Regions from separate parts of the Mus musculus genome. Here all the other regions are linked to region 1. Evidence: chromatin loops called from intact Hi-C (ENCODE). Cell type or tissue: left cerebral cortex. All regions are shown on one strand.

Region 1 (8,000 bases):
AAGTAAAAGTTGTATGATGTACAGTTTCAGATACAAAAGTTTTTGGGTTTTTTGTTTGTTTTTCAATCTTAGAGCTCTATTTCACAAAACGGTAAGTAGGCTTAAAACCACCAAACTATATACACTTGTGTTTCTCGTACAATGTTTTTAGTGGATCATACAATTACCAAACTGAATTGACATGTCCCAGCCACACTGCAAAATTGCCTGACCTTTACCTGTAGGCAACCAGTTCTAGATTCCTTCTAAACTACCTTTCTTCAATAAACAGAACTGTGTTGAAGATCTGGGGGCTCTGTCCCTTTCACGTATCCAAAGTGAAATCTCAATGACCACAGAGAGCTACTAACACAGATCCAAAGATCATACAAAGTCACTCTGGAAAGAAGCAAGATATAACCACCTACCAAGACACCCACCAGGCTTCCCTGGTGCCTGGCTGCAGTAACCAGGCCTCCTCACGGCCTCTCTCCCCAGCACACACCCTACCCAAGGGGCTTCAGGCTATACGGTACGTTGAAGCCAGATCCAGAGCAATCCCAACAGAGCAAGCATTAGACTGTAACAAGCCTTTCTGTGACCCTGCTAGTACTCCAGGACTCTCACCCACTGAAACATCATTTCCTTATACAGTTGGCATCCTTCCTTTACCGACGCACATCAGCACTGAGGGCCTAATTTTAAAAATGACAATAAACTGTGAAGTAGTGTAGGAATTTCTCTATCTGGAGTCAGGGTTAGGAACTCCATTCAAGCCTAGGTATAGTTCTCCCACACAACTGAGCTAGGGGTCACACCCCCACCCCCATCACCACACACAAATGCACACACATCAACCACAGGCTACTTAGAAGTTAGAGCCCAGTATGCTAACTAGTGAGCTCTTCTGAAGTCTCCAGGGGAGCGTGGGAAGGGGAAAATGACCAGCCCCAAACAGAGCTGCATTTCAAGAGCAGACTGGTGTTTCCCTCAGTCTTTGGGTGACAAGGAGTACAGCAGGATACAGTTTGGGAGTCAGTCACAGTAGGCTGTTTTTCAGGGGGAGAGAGGATAGGAATGCTGGGGACTGACCCCAGGGCCTCACAAATGCTACGCAAGTCCTCTACACCACTGAGCCCTCAACTCTGCTTTGTGAGGCTAAGAAAACACTGACTTCCCACTTAGTCCTAGGGACACACAGGTGACAGCAGTAGGACAGCAAACATCTTGAGCATCCTTTTCCCGGCACTCTTAAGAAAGGGACTCTTCCCTGAAGACAGCTCAGTGCAAACTGCTTCTGAGTGCATGAAAAGAAATGCAAGGGGCTTACAGCATGCCAAGCTGAAATCTACATTTATTATATGATAACATTATCACAGGAAGGTAATATAGAAGGCTTAGGTAAAAGATACTAGTCAGAGCTGAGGGTATAAGGCAGTGGTAGAGCACTGCCTAGCAAGAGTGAGACCCTGGGCCTCCTGTCCTGAATGAGGAGGTAGGAGGTGAAGGCCTAAGAAGAAATAAAGAACCCAATGATAGTAGACTCCCAGGCTGCAGGAACATGAGCTATTGGCACAAAGCCCTCTGCTTTTTAATTTCTCAATAGCTATCTTCTGAGATCAGAACTCATTATAAAAGGAAGCAGGGCTCTGAATGAACCACAAAACAATCAATAACCGCACCTGTTCACACTTGGGTAAACGGCTCAGCTCAAGGAAGTAAGAAGGAACCTCAAGAAACTACCGCTCAATGCCCTTTCAGCCCCAGCAGTCTGAGTGACCCCTTTGTTTATAAGCCAGCAAGTCTCTATCACCAAGCCAGCATTCCTCAGGAAGCATAGTGTCTCATCAAACACTATGTAATTACCTGTTTCCCACAACTTCAAGTTAGGCATACTACAAATCTAATGAGAGAGAATTGCAGCATGGTAAGTAACCAATTAGAACCCATCAGCTGGAAGCTCTTATCTCAGACCTGCAGAAACAACTTGTCACCTTCCTTATGGTGCACCACCAGGACCCTAATGCCCCTCCATGCCAACCTGGGGTCTCACTCTAGTTCTTTTTATGAAACACACACACATTCATTCCCGTACTCAGGAAGAAGAGGAAGACAGACCTGTGAGTTCAAGGACAGCCTGATCTACATGGTGAGTTCCAGGCAAGCCAGGGTGGCACAATGGGTGAAAAACCCTGTCCCAAAAGAAAATCTCCTTGCAGCTGGGTCACCTTAGAAGATGGATGGAAGATTAGATGAGAAGGTGAAGTTTTCTCCCCCTCAAAAGATACACTCAGATTTTCATTCCAGACCTGGCTGCAAATTAGACTACCCTGTGACATTCTGTCCCTTGCTCAAATCACCTATGTTTAAGGAAGCTGGACCCAGGGGAATTGTTCCCACCCTCTCATGGGCCCCATTCCTTTCTTCTGCAAATAAACTTAAGGGAGAGAGTATCAGGACACTGGGGTGATAAAGCTATATTTAAAATAATATTAACAACAACAATTTTAATCTAGGATTCCTTTTTCCATAGCTTAGCTATGTACTACACGACATTGATGCTACTTCCATACCTTTTCAACCTTAACGAAGCTATCATTCCTGCCCTTATTTTATTTAATAATCACTGAATACTTAAGTATGAGAAAACTTCAACATGTTCGCAGGAAAAGAACCAAAGGTGAAACCCAGGAACACGTATGTTCAGATCAGGAAGGCCGACTACCCTGAGTGCTGGCCACATCTAACTTTATAAGATACCATTGGGTTTGGAGGGCCTCACCTGCCAACTGGGGAAAGCTGGGCCAAAGGAACTGAGCTCAAACTCCCTTCTAGTTTCAGCCTCCAGTGGAAGGGTAAGAAACCGCAACTACAAAGGAGACTTTAGTTACAACGTATTTTCACACACACATAAATTCTAGTTGATTTCTGCAGCAAAGCTGGCTCAGGCCTCACAGTCAAGACAGTGAAAGGGTACAGCTAGTTTTAAGGTCACCCTGGCAGAAAGCGGCAAGGCAGGTCGGTATCTGAAATCCACACCTCTGAAGACAGGTCACCTGAATCCTCTAAGGAAGTTGGAAAATCAAAACTGCCTCATATGCAAAACCGTGGACATGGAGTAACTTCTCACCCTCAGATGTGGGTGTGATCCCATGGTCCCTGGACCACCAGTCCAGCCCCCTATGCCCAAGAATGATTCTTCTAACCACTGGAGTCCCAGAAGCCAAGAGAAACACCTCTGCTGGTGGTACTCTGTAGACACTGCTTGCCTCTCAAGGCTCAAAAGGTTACAAATACAGGGAAATTTCATTTTTCCAATTTTGAGATTCAGCTTCTGTGATGTGTGTTTCACATCACAGAACAAAGAGGCTTGCTCCATCAGAGTTAAAGAAGGGGGCCGGGTACCATTCTAATCTGGCCAGTGAAGCAAAAGGTTCAAATCTAAAAAGTAACCTGAAAAGCTTCATTAATAGTCATACCATTTGTGCAATGACTAGACCTTTGGTTTAAAAAAAAAAAAAAATACAGCCAGGCAAGAGCCAGCAAGCCTTCTCGTTACCACAGAAATCTTCCACTAAGTCAGCCAGCCAAGAAGCTGCTCTGAGTTGGGGTCCACTCAACACTGCTCTCTGTGCCCTAAGAGAGCATTTGAAAAGTCACTGACTAAAAATTTACACTGCGACTGAAACTACAACATATGCATACCTTACCTCAGTTAACCAAGACCTCAGAGTCTGCATAACTGCTAATCTCAAGCCATCCTCAAACTACAGTACATTCATACATTGTTAGGAAGCCCTTCAAAAAGTTGCTTTAAATTTTTCTTCAAATGAGACTACACCAATACTACAAACTTCATTCAAAGCAAATATGAAATAAATATAAAAGGAAATACCACTGAAAAACTGAGTCAAAAGAAGAGTTAACCTCAGAATGTCATTTTAGTGGCGTGCTGAGGACTTACTAACTGCCTGACAGTCAAATCTAGCAAGTCCGGGGCGCCAGGACTGTGACGACGGGAACTGCAGAGAGGCTAACAGCTACACCTACTGTCTGTCTCCAGCCACTTGCTAAACCCGTTCCTTCTCTCGGTCAACTGGAAAAATCTAATTAATGATAGTCGATTTCAAGAATCCTTTAAGAGTGAGGAAAAGTACAATATCTTCTGTGACACTGAAGCACGTCGCCACCCCAAATGTGGGATTTGCCCCAACCATCTCTGTTCCAGCCATCACCCAGGTTATTTTAGATCACTGTTGTTAATGCCTTTGTACCAATAACGTATTTCATGGGAAAATACCTCCGTAATAATATTCTAGTTAATAACTGGGTTGTCACCGCATAGGTGGACACATCAGTGGCCATAAACTGCTTTGCTTAAACCTTTTAACTGCTCTGCATAATCCTATCAGCTTTTTTTCCATCCTGGTAAAGGCAGTTTAATTGCAGCGTTTGAGAAAGGACAAGGGAGAAAGTCGTTAAACCAAGATACAGAAAATCATTCCCGTGCCTAAACGACGATGCTAGAGCAATTTGGTAGGGCTTCATTTAATGTTGTGGCCGTCCAAAAGAATCAGCCAGAGAACCTTTGCACTGGGAGATACTCCATTCGAGAAAGCAGGAGAAAGTTGACACTTAACTCCCACAGAGTAGCAGTATAAAAAAAAAAAAATGGCTTTAAGACTCTGAGTCAGAGTTTCAACATGAAAGGCTCGATTTATAGAGGAAACGCCAACCCCAGTTCATCCAGATAGACCTGGAACCTGATGAAAGTCGACACCTCCCTCTGAAATTTGCATCGCATCACTGGCTCGCGTTTAGAAACATAATCGTGTACAAGGTAGTATGAATTTCAGTAAAGGTTGCCCTCTCAACTAGTCGTCAGGAAAAAAATAATAATAATTAAATCCATAAAGCTCCAAGGCAGTCTCCGAGTTACCAGTCCCCAAACGCTTCCCCTTCCAAGAGGAATGCCAACAATCTAGCACAACGCCTCCCTTGAAAGCTAGCTATTTCCCGTGCCTCTCTGGTTTTGGACTCGGTGAGCCCCGATGAAATTTCAATCTGCCCAACGCGATTGCTTGCCCACGTTGAAATGCCATGGAGCGATTTATGAACCTGGCAAGTTGCCTTTAAGGTCAGGAGCGAAGTTGGAAAGGGCAAGGGGAGAAAAAGTTCTTTAAAGGAAATCCTCACGCCTCTCCAACCCTATGACGGTTTCCTTCCTCCAAGGATCGCAGGTTGGAGCATCCCCGGATCTCAGTCCCCAGTATCTCCCCAGGAGAGAAATTAACACCCCCGAGCCCGCAGCCAAATCTTTCCTTTCCCCACCATTAACCCCCTGGACCTTGGCCCCCTGCAGCACACCTGCAAAGAGCTCACCGAGTGTCGGGTGGGGAAGGATCTCTCCGAGGAGCCCGGAGCCGCAGGGTGAACACGGCCACCAGGCAGGGATGCGGGGCTCCGGGCCTCTAGGGGAGCCGATCCGGATCCTGAGGTGAGAACGTGCGCGCGCGCCGTGCACGGTGAAGCGCAGACTCGCCCCCGCCGGGACCGCGATCCCCCAGCACGCCACCAAATCGGAAATCAAACTTTCAGCGGCTGTAACCGTCCAGCTCCGGTCCGCGAATCCCCAAGCCCATTGGGGGTGATGGGGGGGGACTGTCAGCAGTGCCGCCCCGCCCCCCTCCCAGCCCTGCCCTCCCGGGCCACTTACCGCTTGGCCTGGGCTTCCCGGTGCAGCCGCGCGTCCCGGGCGCGTCGTCCGCGCGCTCTCCCTGGGGAGAAAGAGAAAGCGTGCAGACGGTCGGGGCGCGCTCGCTCGCCGCCTCCTCTGCGGAGATCCGAGGCTCCGAGCGCCCGGCGTTAGGGGCCGCCGGGGCGGGATCAGCGCGGCTCGCCACCAGCCTCGCTCCGAGAGGGTCCCCGCAGCTGCCGCGCTCCGTTGCGCCGCGGAGGCCGAAGCGACTGGTCCCCGGGCATCAACTATTGTGCAGGAGCCCGGAGTCCGGCTCGCGCCCCCGAGCCCCCCATCCCGCCCGCCGGCTCCCGGGGACGAGCGCGCGGCGCCCGGGGGATGAGTCCCGGCTGCGGAGCACCGCGCTGGGCGCCGTGGGAGGAGGGGGGAGTTGCGTGGCCGCGGGGGAGGGGACAGGTAACTGCCCACCGGGGCTGGGGGACGCGGAAAGGGAGCCCCGGTGGCGGCGAGAGGCACGCTGCGGGCGGTCTCCCAGGCCCACCCTCCCTCCCTCCCCGACCCTTCCCCCCCGGGACACGGCGCCGCACTGACTTTCCGCTCACTCGCTCACGCACGTACTGAACTCGCTCACAAAGTTGCCGGCGGTGGCGGCGCTGCACTGGCCCTTCTCCCCGCCCCATCCCTTCCCTCCCTCCTCTCCTCCCTCCCTCCTCTCCTCCCTCCTTCAGTCTCGGGTGAGATCACCGCGGCGGGGTTCTGCGCGCAGGCAAGTCTCGCGAGATTAGAGCCCAACTCGGGCCGGGGGAAGTGGAAGCTGGAGAGTGAGGACCGAGGAACTTCTGGTTGCCATGACGACTCGACAGCCGGGAGCAGTTTTCACCTGCCTCCTCCGCTGCCCCAAGCCTAGCGGTGGGGAAGGGGAGGCTGGGGAGGAGAACGTAGGGCTTCCGTAGACCTGCTTCTCTCCGAGGTGGGCGCATTTGGCCAGAGAGGCTCTGGGGCTTTAGAAGCCAGCGCATCTCTCTACTTGTAAATGTCCACCATGTGCTCAGTTTCTGAGCCCTCCTGTGTAATCTCATCTTCAGCCCCCGCACGATGCTTTCTTTTCCCCATCCTAACGCCCCCACGAGATGGCTCCTTGAGCATGTAGCTCACTCATGTTGGTATTCTCAGCGCCTCCGCAGGCTTTGTACCTACTAGGTATTGTAAGTCTGTTATTGAAAATGAAGGTAATAGTCGTCTTTGTGTCCGCAGTTCCTTTACTTTGCCTAAACCCAAAGAGTACCTGGAATTTATGTCAGTTTCTGCACTACTCAAGTATTTTACTCTGTGAAACTCTGCTCTGGTTTACTGTTTCAGCCTCTCTCCACCCCCACCCCCACCCCCGTGGTTACAATGTTCCTTTTCTCTTTGCAAAAACCAGATTCACCATAGAACAGGAAACAAAACTTAAATTATGAATCCTCAGACTATACCTTTATACCTAATTACAAAACACTATTGAGGAACTGGAGAGATGGCTCAGGAATTAAGAGCACTAGCTGCTCTTCCAGATGACTGAGGTTCAATTTCCAGCATCCATTTGGTGGGCCAACAACTATAATTCCAGTTCCAGGAGACCTGACACCCTCCAAGAACACCAGGCACAGACATGCATGCAAAGCCCAAATATCCATAAAAAGTCCAAAAGGCTATTGTTTGAAATCTCCTTTCTAAATGGGAGAAACTTTTCTGTGGTGATTTTGTTTTACTAAGTAATATGCTGGTGTTGATAGAAGCATGAAGTTTGGATGTCAACAAAGATGAATAAGTATAAATTTCACAGTGTATTAACAGAACTCACTATTTAAAAAAAGAATTAACCCCTAATCATCAATAAGGGTAAACTGATAACTCAATCCCATACACACAGAAACCTAAAGGAGCTAACTACATGAAAACTAAACAGTTAAGACTTCTAGGATACCTATGGCAATGGTCTGTGTGCGTGCATGCGTGCGTGTGACGGGAGAAGGAGGTGCCTGACTGGACAAGAGTGTAGAGGAAAGAAAGCACCTGTGTTAGCCATTCTCCCACTTCCATGTGGGCTTTGGAGATCAACCTCCGGTCACAAGGCTTGCGAAACAAGTGCCTCTACCTGCTGAGCCATCTTAAATGCCTGAAAATTTTTGTTTTAGGAACCTAAGTGGCACAGTGATTAAAAATAGTAGCTAGAGCCAAGAGAGTGGGGCTTGGGTTCTGTGCCACTAATAATTGAGGCTCCTTGAGAAATTTACTGTCTCTTACACTAAGACTGTAAAAACCAAGGGGTAGCCCACATGTT
Region 2 (8,000 bases), 130 kb before region 1:
GCAATGTATCTCCCAACAACATGAACAGAAATGTTCAGAGCAGTGTGGCCCCTGGAGCCAAAACCTAGAAGCCTTTGCAATGTGTATCCACATCAGAAGAGAATAAAGGAGTTCCCTAGAATAGAATATGAAAAAAAAGGAGAAGGACAAAGCACTGCCTGCCTTCAGCAGAGCTGATCTGCTCTCATGATCACTCAGGTCATGTATCCAGTGTTAACCCTTTACTACCACTGTTTGTACTGCTATCAGTTATTCCCATTGTTTCTGTGGGAGCTCAGTCTGCCTGGAATTGAACACTAAAAACATCAAGACAGCCCATAGGTCACTTGACAAAACCCCATCATTCTTAAATCAATTCCTTACTTCTTTTTAAAACAAAACAAAATGTGTGTGCGTGCATGCCAAGTGATTTATTTACTTATTTTATGTATATTTGTACACTGTAGCTGTTTTCAGACATACCAGAGAAGGGCATCAGATCCCATTACAGATGGTTGTGAGCCACCATGTGGTTGCTGGGAATTGAACTCAGGACCTCTGGAAGAGCAGTCAGAGCTCTTAAATGGGGAGCCATCTCTCCAGCCCCTAAGTTCTTACTTCTTGAAATCTCATGTTTCAAAGTCTTCGTCTGTACTTTTCAATCCTGACAGTACCCATTCCTCCAAAGTGATGCATTTCTCCAAGAATGGTGTTTACAAATAATAATCCAGATACCAGGTGCTGCTGCACTAATGGATACTTCTAGGCATGTTAACTGGATGGAGAGAGGGGCCATACATGCATGTGTGCTTTCCCATGTATTTATATGCTATGAATCTACCATCCACCTATCAGTCTACTGTCTATTATCTATCCATTATCTATCTAGCTAGCTAATATAGCCAAGGCTGTTTTTAGAAACTTAACAAGCCGTATATAAATTTTACATTACAAGAAAAGACCAAGAAGAACGCCAACCCTCCATAGCAAGGTCAGGATTGGACAGCAGTCCTCTCTCACAACTATTATCTACTACACAGAAAGAATGTCTGATTAATACAGACACTGAAATATTTAATAATGATACTTGTACACATCTGTTTTCATCCACATGAAATTAAACAGAATTCTCATTCTACCTTTTGTATAAAAATAGATCCTAATTTTGCCTAACTTGCTTGTGGAAGGCAAGATTATAAAACTTTTGGTAGATAATAAAAGATATTGTATGGCTTCATAAAGGTAAACGATACACAGCAGAAAACCACAAGCACTAATAATTTCTCTCTGCTGTAGCAGGTCACAAGCAAGAACCGAACATTAAGATGAATAACTGCATGTATAACTCCTAAACAAGTAGGTGAGGCAAGTGACTGATCAGAAAAACAGGAGAAGCTGGAAAAGAAAGGGACACAAGAATTGATAGCAAGTCTCTTTAACAACTGGAGAAACGGGGCCAGGGTGTTCTGCTTTGTGTTAAAAAGACCTGGGTTCAAGCGACACCACCAAAACCAACCAACCAAAATCCAAATATACCAAACTGCAAACAAACTAGCAGCCAGAGAAATATAAAAGGTACCTTCATTAGCCTATCACTAGATTTAATGCTAAGTCAGATAGGGGAGGACAGCAAAGATGTGTAACAATGAAATGCTCAGGTGCTCTAGAATACAAAGGTGCAGCACACAGGACAGACCCATGGGTCTATCCTGGTGCAGTCACACGGGACAGATCCATAGGTCTATCCTGGTGCAGTCACACAGGACAGATCCATAGGTCTATCCTACCATCCAACAACTTCACCCTCACATTTCTGTTTACAAGAAGGCAGAAACATGAAAACTGCAAACTACACAAATCCCAACACAAAGTGAAATAGATTTTAGCAGAGAACTATAAAACTGAATGTATATTAAAATCTAAAAGTGCTATGCCATGAAAGAAATTAACATAATCTTAAATTTTTAAATTATTTGAAGGCCATATCATGATCACTAGACAAAATTAAACGAAACTGCAGATCTCACTCATTATTCACTGAAGAAGACTCTTAAATTCCCAGAGTCCAGTTGCAACATTTAAAAAAGCTTTCTTCACACTTAAGGAATGTACTTTATTTAAAGGACAAAAAACCACTGATACAAGAGAGACTGCTAAAAACAGTCTCAGAGCACTATGGAAGTTGGAAGAATATAACTCCTCAAACTGCAACTCTAATTTGAAACCCAGAGCTCACTGTCCAGCGTGAGTTTCAATACATATAAAATGAGCTGATGGCACATCTATTATGGTTTAACTCGGTGGTTCTCAACCTTCCTAATGCTGTGAGCCTTTAATATAGTTCCTCGTGTCGTGGCTATCCCCAGTCATCAGATTATTTCCATTGCTACTTCATAACTGTAATTTTGCTACTATTATGAGTTGTACTCTAAGCATGTTTTCTGATGCTCTTCAGTGATGCCTGTGAAAAGGAGGTTCAACATGCTCACTCCACCACTGCTGAATGGGCCACAATCCACAGGTTGAGAACTGCTGGAAAAGGGAAGGGCACCGAAGACTCAAGTACCCTTAATGCAGTGCAGCAGTATCCTGGAGTCTACAGCTTTGGGGAGTGTATGTCCTGAACTCACACTCACACCAAAAGAAGGTGAGGGTCGGCGGATTCATCCACTCTAGGGTAAACGTAATGTACAAAAATACAGTCCCCTAGATGGGGACTCTGGAAGTGTCAACAGTAAGCATGCCCATAAAAGGAGCCCAAGTAAAAGAAAGCTGATAGGGCAACTCCACAAGACTCCTTTAAAGGGGGCTATCTCCTTGTCACTCGCCAAGCTGAGTCCTGCACGGCCATGTGGAAGGGACATGACAGTTCCCACCTCTGGAGCAGAGCCAGCAGGGCGTGGTCTCCAGGAGTGTTGATGGTTGCTGGGCATGAGGTTTATTTGTATTTAAAAACAACAAAAACAAAAAACAAACTTCATGTTCCTCCTTCAGAAAATATTCTCCCTGCCAAGGTCATTAGGAAATGTCCTCTCTGCCAAGATAAATGACTCAATGTTAATCAGCAGTAGCTCAATTTCAGGAGGTGAGGGTGCATCTAATGTCCAAAAAAAAAAAAAAAAAAGTAAATGCTGTGACCTTCAGGACAGCCCTTAAGGCTGTGGGAAAGAACTCTCAAAACATGAGGTCAAAAATACATACTTTCTCAACTATGAAAAATATAAGGATGCACTATGAGTTGTATAAAGAGCTTCACAGACTAAAAGAACAAAGTCAGCTGAGAAGCTTGTCAGAAACATACAAAAGCAGGCAGATCCCTGAGTTCAAAGTCAGTCTGGGACAGAGAGAATGTAGGCCCAGGCATGGTGGGAACAGTGATCTCAGGGCAGATCCCATCCAGCTAGCTTATCGTCTGTACTCACAAGAGCAGGCAGGTCTCTGAATTCATTTGCAATGTTAAAAAAAAAAAATGTGTCTATTGTCTTTTTCTAGGAGTCTTTTCAAGGGGTTAAGATAAAAAATGGAGGTTGGTGGTATAATCAAAAAGGAACCTGGAGTAAATGACTTAATTGATATGTAAATAAAAGATTTTGCTTTGGCCTGTGAGAGCTGAGCTATCTGGATGTGTTTTCTGGAGAGGCAGCAAGAGAAGAACACAAGGCTGTCAGCTTATCCCCAGGACTGACTTCCTCAGAACCCCTTTCCAAGCAGTGTTGCATGCTCCTTTAAATGGGTGATCTTTAACGGGAAATAGAGACGCTATGGTTTCTCAGAGAAACCAGAGTGACCTTCATGGACATTCAGCTTTATAGTTCACTGCTAAAATCCAGTCAAAGAGGCAGTAAGAGGAATCCCTCACATCACATAAGTTTAACAGCTTCAAAGAAAACTCAGGAAGAAACTACCTGTGGGAGCAAATGCTGTCTTCCTGTGTGCCACGTGGTCTAACTGGTGCAAGAGCCTGGCTAGACTAGGTAGGTGCACAGGTGCACTCACCCCGTAACCAAAAACAAAAGCAAAGACAAAACACCCTAAAGTGGGGTTCCGTGGACCCTTTAAAGTAACAGAAGCTAGTATTCCGAAAGAGTTATAAGCTACATATTTCAATTTGGTGTCAAAGGGAATAGTTCCCTTGGGTTTAAATGGCTGTATAATGATGTTCAGAATTCAGATGATTGAGGGCCATATTTTATACATGTGATAGTAGGTACAAAATCCAAAGACAGATGGGAGTTACACAGAAGCATCAATGGCAGCCTGGGCTAACAGCAATGCGTTGAAAGTGCAACTTCCCGGCCCTCTACTGTTAAGTGGTGGTGAGATCTCTGCTTATGGAACAAGCAAATATTCAGGCTAACAGAATAAACTGTTACAGAATACACTAGAGGAATGTTTTGGCAAACCACTAATTCTTATTCTCAAGGGTACACACTAAGTATCAGCCAAACCATTGCTGAATTTATTAATATGATTTGGTACAGGAATTCTCCATTCTTTCTCTCAGAACACATAAATAAATCAGAAGCAATGTGTGCTTTCCTCTCACAGTAACAACTGTGCATTTGGCCTGAATTCTAAATAATCAGGTTCTTTATGAAAAATTTGAAATCAAGCCAATATACAAATCTTCTCACTAAAAATAAGCATGAGAAAACAGGCTCAAAATCTAAGTGTCCTATTTACTGGAATGGAGGACATCTCTCAGAAAGGCTGGCTGACAGCACTGTATATGATCTGCAGTCAGCAAACCGTAACAGTTGCTAAACATCTGCAGGCTAAGCACCCAAGGCTGGCTAAGGGCATTAGCACCAGCAGTCTAAAACCCAGGTCTCCTAACCAATCACATAGCATCTTTCTACCCTGACTAGAGCTGGCATGGGTATGTTCATTAGTTTCCTGTGTTAACTTGCCCAGCCGATAGTGCTCAGTTAATTTGGTCAAAACCAGATCTAGAATTGGTGGGGAGAAGGGAGGCATATGCAATGCCCTTGGGCTTCCAGATAGAGCAAACAGAAAAGAACAAATCCCACTAATCTAGGTGTTAGATGAAGGTATTTTAGTTGTGGCTAACACCAACACTAGTGAAAATTACCACAAGTTCTGTGGTTGGCCCTCCTCCAATTCAATCTCCTGAAAGGCCAACAAAAGTCCAAAAAGGGCAAGAAAGTCCTGCCTTGCACTTGCCTGGCCTGCCAGAGCTGCTAGTCTCTGCTACTAACTTCCCCACGTACCTATGCCAAGTCTTCTTTTCCTATCAGGAACCAATCTCCTTGTACACATAAATATACATTCCTATATAAACATGCTCTTTCATACATACAACTACTAGTTGATTTTCTAATGCACCTTAACTGATAACACCAGGCTAAAGGAAAAACTGTTTCTTCTGCTCATACCCCAGCACCCTATGTTTGAAGATTTCCCCCAACCACCAATTCCCCAATTCTTGATGACCATTGGTAATACTCAATCACACAATTAAGTCCATGTACCTCCTGTGTATCTGCCATGGGCTTAGATGTCTTAAGGCAAGGCCATGTTCCCACAATACTATTCCCATTTCATATGCCAAACAGGACACTAGCTCTCTGTACTTCTGAAGGTTAAATACTTGGGTCTCCACAATCCTCGCCTAGAGTTTAGTAATTTCTTAGAATGGTTCACAGAACTTAAGAGATCAATGACCACAATTATTGGTTTATTACAAAGGGAACAACTGAGAAAAAGCCAAGTGGAAGACATGACAGGATGCTTGGCAGAGGGAGAAAGCACTCTGCCCACCTTCTGTGAGTAACAGCCCACAAGCTTCTTCCAGGGAGACTTCTAGAGGCTGGGCTTCATCACATAGGCTGCAGGAACCACTCATGAGTGACTAAATCATTGGCCATCCATGATTAACAAGTCAACCCCTCAAAGTCACATGGTTGACTCCTCTATTAGCCAGCCCCATTCGGCAGCCAATATAATTAGGCAGCTACCAGTTACCAAATAAACACACACAAAGGTCTTTAATATTGTGACCTTTTGAAGTGTCTTAGACACTCTTGTATTAGAAAATTCTGAGAAACTACATGGGTACTGACTTAAGACAGAACCCAGTGTGGCTGAGACAGTGACCCCTAAGACTATAGGAGGATGAACCCTCAAACACTTTTCCCTGGTGGAACTTAGAAGAAACAACACACAGCAGGCATGTGGTGATAATGATACCTATGGCAGTCCTCTGTCTTGGAGAGACTCCTGGACTCCTGTGGTGGAGATGACAGGAACCCTTGGAATTAGAGAAGCTGGACAATACTCAGATGACATCAAAGTGAATTTAGTTTGGGCTCACAGCTGCACTTAGAAGGAAGGCAGGTAATTCGCCAAGCAGCTCTAAGGAGAGCCAGTGCCACGAGCAGAGAAGAAAAGAAGGGTGATTTACAGCTGCATGGAGATGGAGGGTGAAGATTTAGTTCATTAGATAAGAGCACCTGTTGCTCTTGCAGAGGACCCAGATTCAATTCCCAGTACTCACACAACAGCTAACAACCATTGTAACACTCTAGCCTGAAAGCACCCAATGACTTCTTCTCTTCTAACTTATGCAGGCAGCAGGCACACACACATGCATAAAATAATTTTTAAAAATTAAAGTTCAGAAAATAGGGTCAGATGGTCAGTAGAGAGAAAAACTGAAAGTAAGAATGGGAAGAAACTGGAGAAATGGTTTTTGATGGACCTGCAAGAAACAGAAACTGGGGAAATGGTTTTCAGTGATCCTGTAGGCAAAGACTAGAGTTGCAAACTGCACCTTACTTGTTTCATTAGTTTGCCCTCAAGAATTATTCAACTATGTCTACAAAATGTATCTCATTGAAAATGTTTGGGTTTGTTTTGTTTTGTCTGTTTGTGTTTGTTTGTTTGTTTGTTTGTTTGTTTTGGAGACAGGGTGTCACTATGCAGTCCTGGCTAACCTGGAGCTCACTGTATACACTAGGGGCTGGGCCCGAGCTCATAGACTTATTCACCTGCAATTAAAGATGTACACCACCACCCCAAGCTTCGTCCTGTCTTCTTGAAGATACAATGATTACAAAATGTCTACAGCAGTTCTTCACCAAGAAGGAAACCTAGGCTTCAGGTGACAACACTGGGTACTGACACTGGAAACACTGGAGGTCCCCAGCTAAATCTAAAAGGAAACCACAGTATTAGAGCAGCAAATGTTCACCATGGTGCTCACAATGCTCCCTCTCTATTCAACACTGCTTAAATAAGACATGACCCATAACACTGCCACCTCAACACAGCTATGCATGTGAAAGCTACAGTCCTATTCTGAACAACATACACTATTTGGTATCTTATGGGAAATAAAGTCTGGCCCATTCTTGCCTTTACTATCTCCTTGTTCAAGTTATTTAGATAACTACCACAAAAAACAAATTTCAAGCTACTTTATTTTTGGTCTATAAAAGTATATAGCCGGGCAGTGGTGGTGCACGCCTTTAATCCCAGCACTTGGGAGGCAAAGGCAGGCAAATTTCTGAGTTCGAGGACAGCCTGGTCTACACAGTGAGTTCCAGGACAGCCAGGGCTATACAGAAAAACCCTGTCTCAAAAAATAAAATAAAATAAAATAAAATATGCATTTCAGTATGACTACTGATTCTTTAATTAAATGATACTGATGGCCCTTATTCAACAGATTAATCCTGAGAAATGAAGATCATGAATCTGCATAATGCACACATATTTCATAGCATTCCACTGCCTGACACGATGTTGAGCAGGAAAATATATGAGAGGGAAAAAAGACAACTAAGGTGCCACACTTTTATCTAAACATAATAAACTATAAGATAAACAGTTTTCTACTAAGCAACAGTCAGAAGCAAAGATAGTTTTATTAAAAAAAAAATTAAACTAGGGGGTTTAAGAGAGAGCTCAACAGTTAAACCCTTGCTGATTCTACAGAGGACCCGGTTAAGTTCCCAGCAACCACATGGTGGTCCACAATGTCTGGAACTCCACACTTC
Region 3 (8,000 bases), 92 kb before region 1:
AAGGTTTTCAACAAAGCACTAGATACAGATTGTGACCTTACATGGACCAAATTGTCGGAGTGCTTGAAATCCTCACTTACACAAGGTGTGAGCACCTTTTCCGGGACTGAGTATGTCAACCACAAAGCCTGCGATAAGTTCAGGTTAAGTCAGCAGCAATAAAGCCCAGACCATGAAGTTTCCAAAATGAAACACGGCAGGATGTCTGTGGGCCAAAATGGTATCAGAAGAAAACAGAACATATTCAGGACAAAAAAATAGGCTTCCCAAGACACAAGATTAGTAGCCATGAATGAAAAAGATATCTTATTAAAAACTATGTCATCTAATGACTGTTACAGAAAGACAGACACCCACACACCATCACAGGCACACACATACACCGTACAAGGAGCCACTGGAAGAGACAGATGTTAAAACCTCAATCTCAAGAGAAGAAATAGACTGTGTATCTACAACATTTAAGCAACCCACAACTTGATGATGTACACTGTATTGTCCATTGTACACTGTACTGGAGGGAGGACAGCATGGAAGAGGAAAGGATGCTGGCCCCTCTCTCCCGTGAGGACTAAGGGCTGAAAGCTGGAGGGGACAGCAGACTGCCTAGACTACATGAGGAAGGCAGAAATGAAGCTTAGATGGATTCGGGGAGTCGGAGCTGTCTTTAAAGCAGTGTACTTTACAGTGTCAGTCAGTCTCCACTGAGGAGAAACTTGATGGACACAGCACTTCTGACATCCAACGAGCGTCTTCTAGCCACAGTGCTGGTAGCACCAGTCCTTACTCCGCTATACTCGGCTCTACAAACCGACAATGTAAGGTTGTTTGGAAGAAAGATACATTTTACTTTAAAAACTAGATTCATAACACATCTTACACATTCTGTCTTATCTAAAAATAACTCTTTCTACAATAATAGGCTAACACTGTAAGGATACAAAGTAACAGAATATGTCAAAGTTGCCCATAATTATTAAAGTCGTTCGGCCAGGATTCTTTAGCTGTGACTTTATATAATTACACATTTGGTGATGTCTAGACATGCTACTGAGTTAAGATTCATAGCACATACCACCCTACCCCGGTGCTGGCAGACCAGAATATAATACAGGGTTCCCCACTGTAGTATTTAGGACCTGAGACTGACTAAGCTGTGCTTTTAATATACAGATGTCAACAACTCATAACAATAAAATAGGGGGTGGGGGGTTGCCAGCCCAGGAACTGCACCTCTAAACTGCCTCCCTATTCTGATTCACATCTACTGCGAGTTCTTCATAACAACCCTGTCTGGGCTCCTACACCCTCACCTGCATCCTGGAGTCCCTAGCTGAGACAGCCTGACTTGCTGTTTTACAGATCAGTGTAAGAATCTAACTGTCTCAGGGGACTGCTGGAAGCTGCTTAGACTGAACTGCCACTTAGAAAATGATACCACATGTAAAATAAAATAATTTCCTTTTTTCCCCTTAAGCAGTACAAAGAGAAAAGAAACACATGATTTCTAAGAAGCATCAACAATAAATGGAGGAGTTTTGATTAGAGCAGCTAGAATGTCAAGCCAATAGGTAATGAATGCTACAGACAGAAAATATTCATGACAAGCAAAAGTTATTTTAGAGTAAAACTGGAGTGGCATCCAACGGTTTTACAGAAGAGGAGAAGCATCATTAGTACTGGGTGGAAGGGGGTAGGGCAATAAAAAAAATTTTTTTTTGAACAAGGAAGGCATACTAAAGGCAAACAGATGTGGGTTCAAATTCTGGCTCAGCAGCGTAGAAGCTGTGTGAGCTGCAGAAAACATCTGCCTTATTACCTTCCAATCAATACCCATAGGAGACGCGCTTAGCAAAGCCCAAGCACACGTCAAGTGATGATGGCCACTATGGTTATTACTGTCAGCATGAAACTTCTCAGTAAGGATCTGGAATTCTCCAAATCTATAACATACAAGAAGCAAATGCAGTAACAACAATACCAACTGGGAGTTAAACAACATGGAAATCTAGAGACTCTAAAGCTTCAAACAAGCAGCAGCTCTTCCTTCTCCTCTCCAAGGAAGGAGAAAAAAGAACAGAAGCAATCCCTTGGGACCATCTGTTACTGCCAACCACTCACTTGTTCAAATAAGGACACACAGGCCAGCTCCACAAAGATCAAACTAAGCAACTTCCAGGCAAAAGTCCAGAGGCACCGGAGCCCCGCCTACCTGGAAATCAACTTCTCCTAGTTTCACTACAGCATCTTTCTGGGCAGCCAGCCACCATCTGAAAAGTACCTGTACAGGACAGAAACACGGACTTAGCATCAGGGCTGAGAAGAGGGAAGTCTGTCTCTGTCTGCACAGGAACCAGGAAGTATCTAGCAAGTCCTCTGTGGGTCTTGTCAAATGTTACTGTGACAACAAGGATGATTCCTGTGAGAGCCTCCTGGACAACATGACGGAGGCACCCAACGGCATTCAGTCTTTCCACACAGGATTCTGAACCTTCACAAAAAAGGCAGATAAAGGGGATCGGCCAGGGTGACACCAAAGAGAAGCCCAAATGCACTGTGCCCAGGCTCAATCTTCAACATGGTACATTCAGGCCATTTTGTTCCTGATCCGAAGTTTCTCCTTGAACTTCACTTTCCTTGCTGTGTGCTCTTTGGGTAATCTACATATGATTCACTCAGTCAGTGCCTTTGCCGAAACCATCTTCCCCTCTTCCTCATCTTCCTCTTTCTCTTTTTTTGAAGACAGGGTTTGACAATGAAGTCCTGGCTGACTTAGAGCTCAATACACAGACCAGGCTGGCCTTGAACTTGATCTGCCTGTGTTTGTCTCCCACGTGCTGTAATTAAAGGCATCTGCTACCATGTAAAGTGTTTTTTCATCTATGCATGGCAGCTCTAAGCCCACCTTCTCCAGGGGACAGTTCTGAATAGGCTAAAGTCTTCTCTGTTGAGATGAGTTCTTGGTGAAGTGTGGACAGAGATGCTCCTACAGGAAGTTAACTTGACTAGTAACACCTAGGGAAGCTTTTTATAAGGAGACCCAAACACCAAGTCTATGGGCATCTACCACTTTCAGACTACAGGGGAACTGACCCCAAAGATCCCCATTTCCCATCTTGTATTGTCCCAAAGACCTCAAGCCACAGGCACACAGTCTCACTGCAGGGGAGTGACTACGCCCCTCAGTTGTTCTACTTAAAGAACAATTCTGGCCCGGCGGTGGTGGCACACGCCTTTAATCCCAGCACTTGGGAGGCAGAGACAGGTGGATTTCTGAGTTCGAGGCCAGCCTGGTCTACAAAGTGAGTTCCAGGACAGCCAAGACTATACAGAGAAACCCTGTCTCGAAAAACCAAAAAAAAAAAAAAAAAGAACAATTCTGCTTCTGGAGATGCCTACCTTCTTCCCTTTTATCTACACATCACTTCTATTTATCCCGTCTAATCCCATCCTGTGGTATATTATGCACAGCCATGTTGGGCCATTTACATCTTGGATCTCCTTTAATATCTACGGCTTTGTGTCTAACTCAGCAAAGATGGTCCTCTAGGGCTCCAGGGTTCCAGATAGTACTGCGCATGTCTGCTGTAGGGTAAGTGATAAGAGACAATGCACACAGTGGAGCCACCAGAGCTATAGCCTGGAGACGGACTGACCAACAGATCTTAAACTGAAGAGGGGAAATGGTGACTTCAGCTCCAGGGAGCTCAGAAGGGAGTCAAAATGGAATTCTGCTCCAGGCTCCATGGTCCTTTTACTTGTTCACAGAGAAAACAAGAGTCAGGCTCGCTTTGGAGCTGAGCTACCCTCCCTCACTGAACTAGAGAGCTAGAACCAGGGAAGGAATCTGTTTTCTGCTCCACCCTTACATACAGTCTTGCTTTGTTTACCACTGATCCTAAAACCAAACCCCTAGCAGTTCTGTGTCCCTCTGAAGTCAGCCACAGGAAGGACACCTGCTGTTCTGCACCAGCCAGCACTCTCTCACTCCAGCAAACACCATGCTGAACACCCACCTCAGTCCTCAGCCTAAGACAGAAGCAGCTGCCTTTACACTGCCTTTCTTTAACAATTAAATTTAAAGACAAGCTACTAAGAAAGGCCTTGGCTACTTTTCAAGGGAAACAGAACTTCCTAAAGCAAAAACTTCTTCAATCTCCCCAAATCAAGTCTTTCAACCCATTTGGAACTGAAATCCCAACTCTGACAATCCATGGTGCACTTGTTCTGTGGGTCTGAGGGCTTCCAGGATCCATGCTACAGCAAGGTATTTTAAAGGAGCTAGCTGGTGCCTCAAAGCGAAGCTAGCCCCAGGGTGTTGTGGCTCAGGCGTGATGGGGCAGCCCAGTAGGACAAGGACAGGAATCTAGGTTAAGCAGCTGACTGGATTAGCCAGGTAATAATCAGAGAGGGTGGCTGATATCAGACCCCAAGCCTCAGAAGAAGGCTACATTCAGCAATGACCCCTACAACCCAAGTACACACCCAGCCTGAGCTTCAACCGGCAAAATGGCCACTTCCTACAACCAGGTAGGTAGGCCATGCTGCCTGCACTGAGTGAGTAGCAATGAGCAATGCACACGCAGAAACTCTAACTAGACCTGTGCGATCATCACTAATCACTGTGATCTCAAGTCCCCAGGGAAAGCCACACCTATGTTGAAGACTCTACAAGGCTGACCTGACTGGAGGGAGGCGTAGATCCAGAACCAGACTATCTCGGTCTGTTTTTGATGTTCTTAACAACCATTCGCCTATCTTACAAGGCACCCTCGTGACTATCACATAAGACTCTTAGAAGATACTAACAGACTCCTCACAAACTGAAAATGCCGTTCATTACGCAGCATCCTATAAAGGCCTATAGCATAACTATTCCTGCCTGCTGGGACCGGCCCACCAGTGCATTTGAAAAAGTGACTGGATTTATGGTTTGGTGTTGTCTTATAGCTATATGAACTTTATGAATAAATGTTTTCACATGAGAACAGTTTGTTCAGGTCTACAACCTGACCACAGCCACTCAAATTTAGCTTGAAAATAAACTCTCTTCCTTCCTTTGAGATGAGAGCTATGTTTTACATAGACATCACATGTCAGCAGCTAAGCTTAGCATGTGCTTGGAATTTTATGTAAGGATTTCATGTGAGAGTCTCAATTACCCTTTGATACAGTACAAATCTCCAGGAAGTTACCCTGTCTTTAAGAGAAAGAGAAAAGCGTTCACTCAGTGGGTCAGGTGAAGGCCCCCACACCCCACACACTGAGACCTTAGCAGCTGGAGTGGTCCACAGAAACTAAGTGATGGTCCCTGCAGTGGCTGGTGCTGTGAGCACTGAAGGACAACAGTGAGAACAACAAAGGTCCAAGAAGAAGCAGGAAGGGAAGGAAGGCAGCTGGCAGACAATACCAGGCATTAGACACTAAGTGTTCTCAGTCACTCCATCCATAAGCAGAGAAGCTGCCTGCACATCAGCTCCCTCACAGGGATTCTACCTGCCACAACAAAGCACCCTAGTCACAGAACACACTATATGTCACTCATTGTCACCACAAACCCAGGGGAAATGTGGACTTGCAATAACGAGCCCTAAGTCCAGTGACTATGAGATGGAAAAAGTAATTCTCTGCATGATACACTAACAAAGAAGCCAAGAGTCCATGCTGCCTTAAGTCCCCATAGCTGCTAGGAAAGAAGTGAAAGCACAGGCAAGGACACCACACTGAGGCTGCCGTGATGGCAGAAGTCATCAGAACCAGGAGCAAAGCACTTGCCACTCTTTTTATATGCAGCCTAAACGCCTCTGAAAACTCCAAGGACGTCACCGCTCCAGGCACAGACGATGCAGCAGCACAGATACAGCGTTGGTCCAGCTCTGAGCATTTGAATCATGTGACCTGTAAGAATTCTTTCCTGTGACATCCTTTGACTGCACTTCCAACAGAGGTTACAGAAGGTACGTTCCATGGCTGCCTTTACAGTTCCAAGCTACTGCTTAGTGTCATTAGATCGCAGACCACGAACTATCCTGTGAGATTTCCTGAAGACATCTACCCTCCTTCTTCTGCAAGGTCTACTCGACTCGCTAAATGTCAGGGTACTCAAAGATGGTTTTGCAAAGGGACAGGAGGAATGGCAATAGGTTCTATCCCTAGTCAATCAATAGGGGATATGAAGAAGCCAAGGCCATCCCAGTGGTCTGACCCAATAACTCTTAGGTAATTACAAACATTTCTATTAAATGCACATGCAAAAGAAATAGAGTCTCCATCTATGACACATCAGACAAATTAGTCAAAGGTGCAGTATTACAAGACAATTCAAAATAGTATTCCAAAAATTATTTAAATGGATGGAAAATATTCAAAGATGTAAATAAACACAAAAAGCAGAAGTACCATGAGATTCCTTCCAGTTTTGCTATTATTAAAACACAAACATGCAGAGGAAAGCACAAAGTCAGAGAAATGCCAACGACAGTGGTGTCCCTTTGTTCCTTCCCCTAGTTAGTTAAAGGCAGCTAGTAGGGGCAGGAGAAGTGGCTCAGCAGTTAAGAGCACTGGCTGTTCTTCCAGAGGACCTGGGTTCCACAGGGCAGCTCACAACTGTCTGTAACTTCAATTCCAGGAGATCTGATTCCCCCTTTTGACCTCCTGGAACACAAGGCATGCCTAACACACACAGACATATGAGCAGGTGAAACACCTCTACACATAAAATATCAAATATAAACTAGCTTCTGTTACTTATCTCACCATGCACAAAAACAAAATCTTTTAAAACAAACAGGTACAAGAAAGGCTTATAAGAAAGCAGATCTTACAGCTGGCAGCTCTAAGATGTATGTTGCATATTTTGTTTGATGCAATTACTACAGTAACTGGGAGAGAATATGAATTTTCCAGTAACATTTCAAATAAGAATACCTGTCAATTAACTGTTAATAATAATAATTATTATAATAATAATAAGCCTGTTGGAGCCAGGCATGGTGGTACATGCCTTTAATCCCAGCACTTGGGAGGCAGAGGCAGGGTGATTTCTGAGTTCAAGGCCAGCCTGGTCTACAAAGTGAGTTCCAGGACAGCCAGGGCTACACAGAGAAACCCTGTCTCGAAAAACAAAAACAAAAACAAAAACAAAACAAAAAAATAACCAAACCTGTTGGAGGTCTTTATAACCAGAGTGTGAAAATCAGAGATGTTTAACACCACTAGCACCAAATACTGATAGCAAGTAGGCACATCTGAAACCACCACAAAAAAAAAAAGAAAAAAAAGAAAAGAAAAGAAAAGAAAAGAAAAGAAAAGAAAAGGAAAGAAAAGAAAAGGAAAGAAAAGAAAAGAAAAAGAAAAAAGTTTTTCAAGATAGGGTTTGTCTTTGTGGCCTGGGCTGTCCTAGAACTCACTCTGTAGAGCAAGCTGGTGAGAATTCATAGAGATGCTCCTCTGCCTCCAGAGTACTGGTGTCAAAGGTGTGTGCCATCACTGCACATAGGCACTTTAACCATTAAACAACAGCAAAGAGATGCGTAAGTGGGTGAAGTGCCTGCCCTGTGAGCATGCACACCTGAGTCGGGATCCCCAGGATGAGCATAAAAAGCATGGTAGTGTGCACGTGGAACCCTAGTGCTCGAGTGGGAAAGCGGGTTTCTAGGAGCAAGCTCAGCAAGCAGACGGGTAGGATGAGATCCCAGCTCAGAAAAGGAAGGTAGAGGACAGTGACAAAAGAAAGACACCTACCTACTTCAACCTGCAGCCTCCATACCTGGAGAAAGCACAGCAGGGCAGAGGATGGCAGCCAGTTAACCAGTTCGAGAGATCCAGTCTTTCCCACATCAGACCAGAGCACAGAAACTGCAAGGCTAAGATCAAACTTCCGTTCACATTAAAATTCCCAAGGAACAAACAAGACTGAGTTTCGCTCTGAGTAATCACTTTATCTGACATCAGGGCCACTGAGCTTCCCTAATCTATGCAACAGACACTCAAGAGATACC

What was found. A loop is a pair of places that touch in the nucleus more often than their neighbours do. Peaks named below come from ENCODE experiments on the same cell type or tissue, not always from the same donor. Only the 100,000 strongest peaks of a DNase experiment are listed, where the experiment ranks them.
Region 2: a loop joins it to region 1, with 2.3 times the contacts of the local background. A loop is called at or near these places in 2 of 42 quality-filtered maps.
Region 3: a loop joins it to region 1, with 2.4 times the contacts of the local background. A loop is called at or near these places in 8 of 42 quality-filtered maps.

The regions. Positions count from the first base shown.
Region 1 is chr12:82,167,772-82,175,771 of GRCm38, reverse strand. It overlaps a transcript of Sipa1l1 not described here. Among named protein-coding and RNA genes, the nearest start is that of Gm30799, 100 kb to the right of the region's middle. In left cerebral cortex, CTCF peaks have their summits at 2,874, 4,028, 5,453 and 6,615; DNase peaks (open chromatin) are centred at 5,561, 6,033, 6,464, 6,757 and 2 more places; H3K4me3 peaks cover 4,480 bases; H3K27ac peaks cover 3,515 bases.
Region 2 is chr12:82,301,082-82,309,081 of GRCm38, reverse strand. It overlaps a transcript of Sipa1l1 not described here. Among named protein-coding and RNA genes, the nearest start is that of Sipa1l1, 6.3 kb to the left of the region's middle. In left cerebral cortex, no CTCF peak of the experiment used is centred here; a DNase peak (open chromatin) is centred at 4,733.
Region 3 is chr12:82,260,238-82,268,237 of GRCm38, reverse strand. It overlaps a transcript of Sipa1l1 not described here. Among named protein-coding and RNA genes, the nearest start is that of Sipa1l1, 47 kb to the left of the region's middle. In left cerebral cortex, no CTCF peak of the experiment used is centred here; DNase peaks (open chromatin) are centred at 2,166 and 4,017; H3K27ac peaks cover 1,053 bases.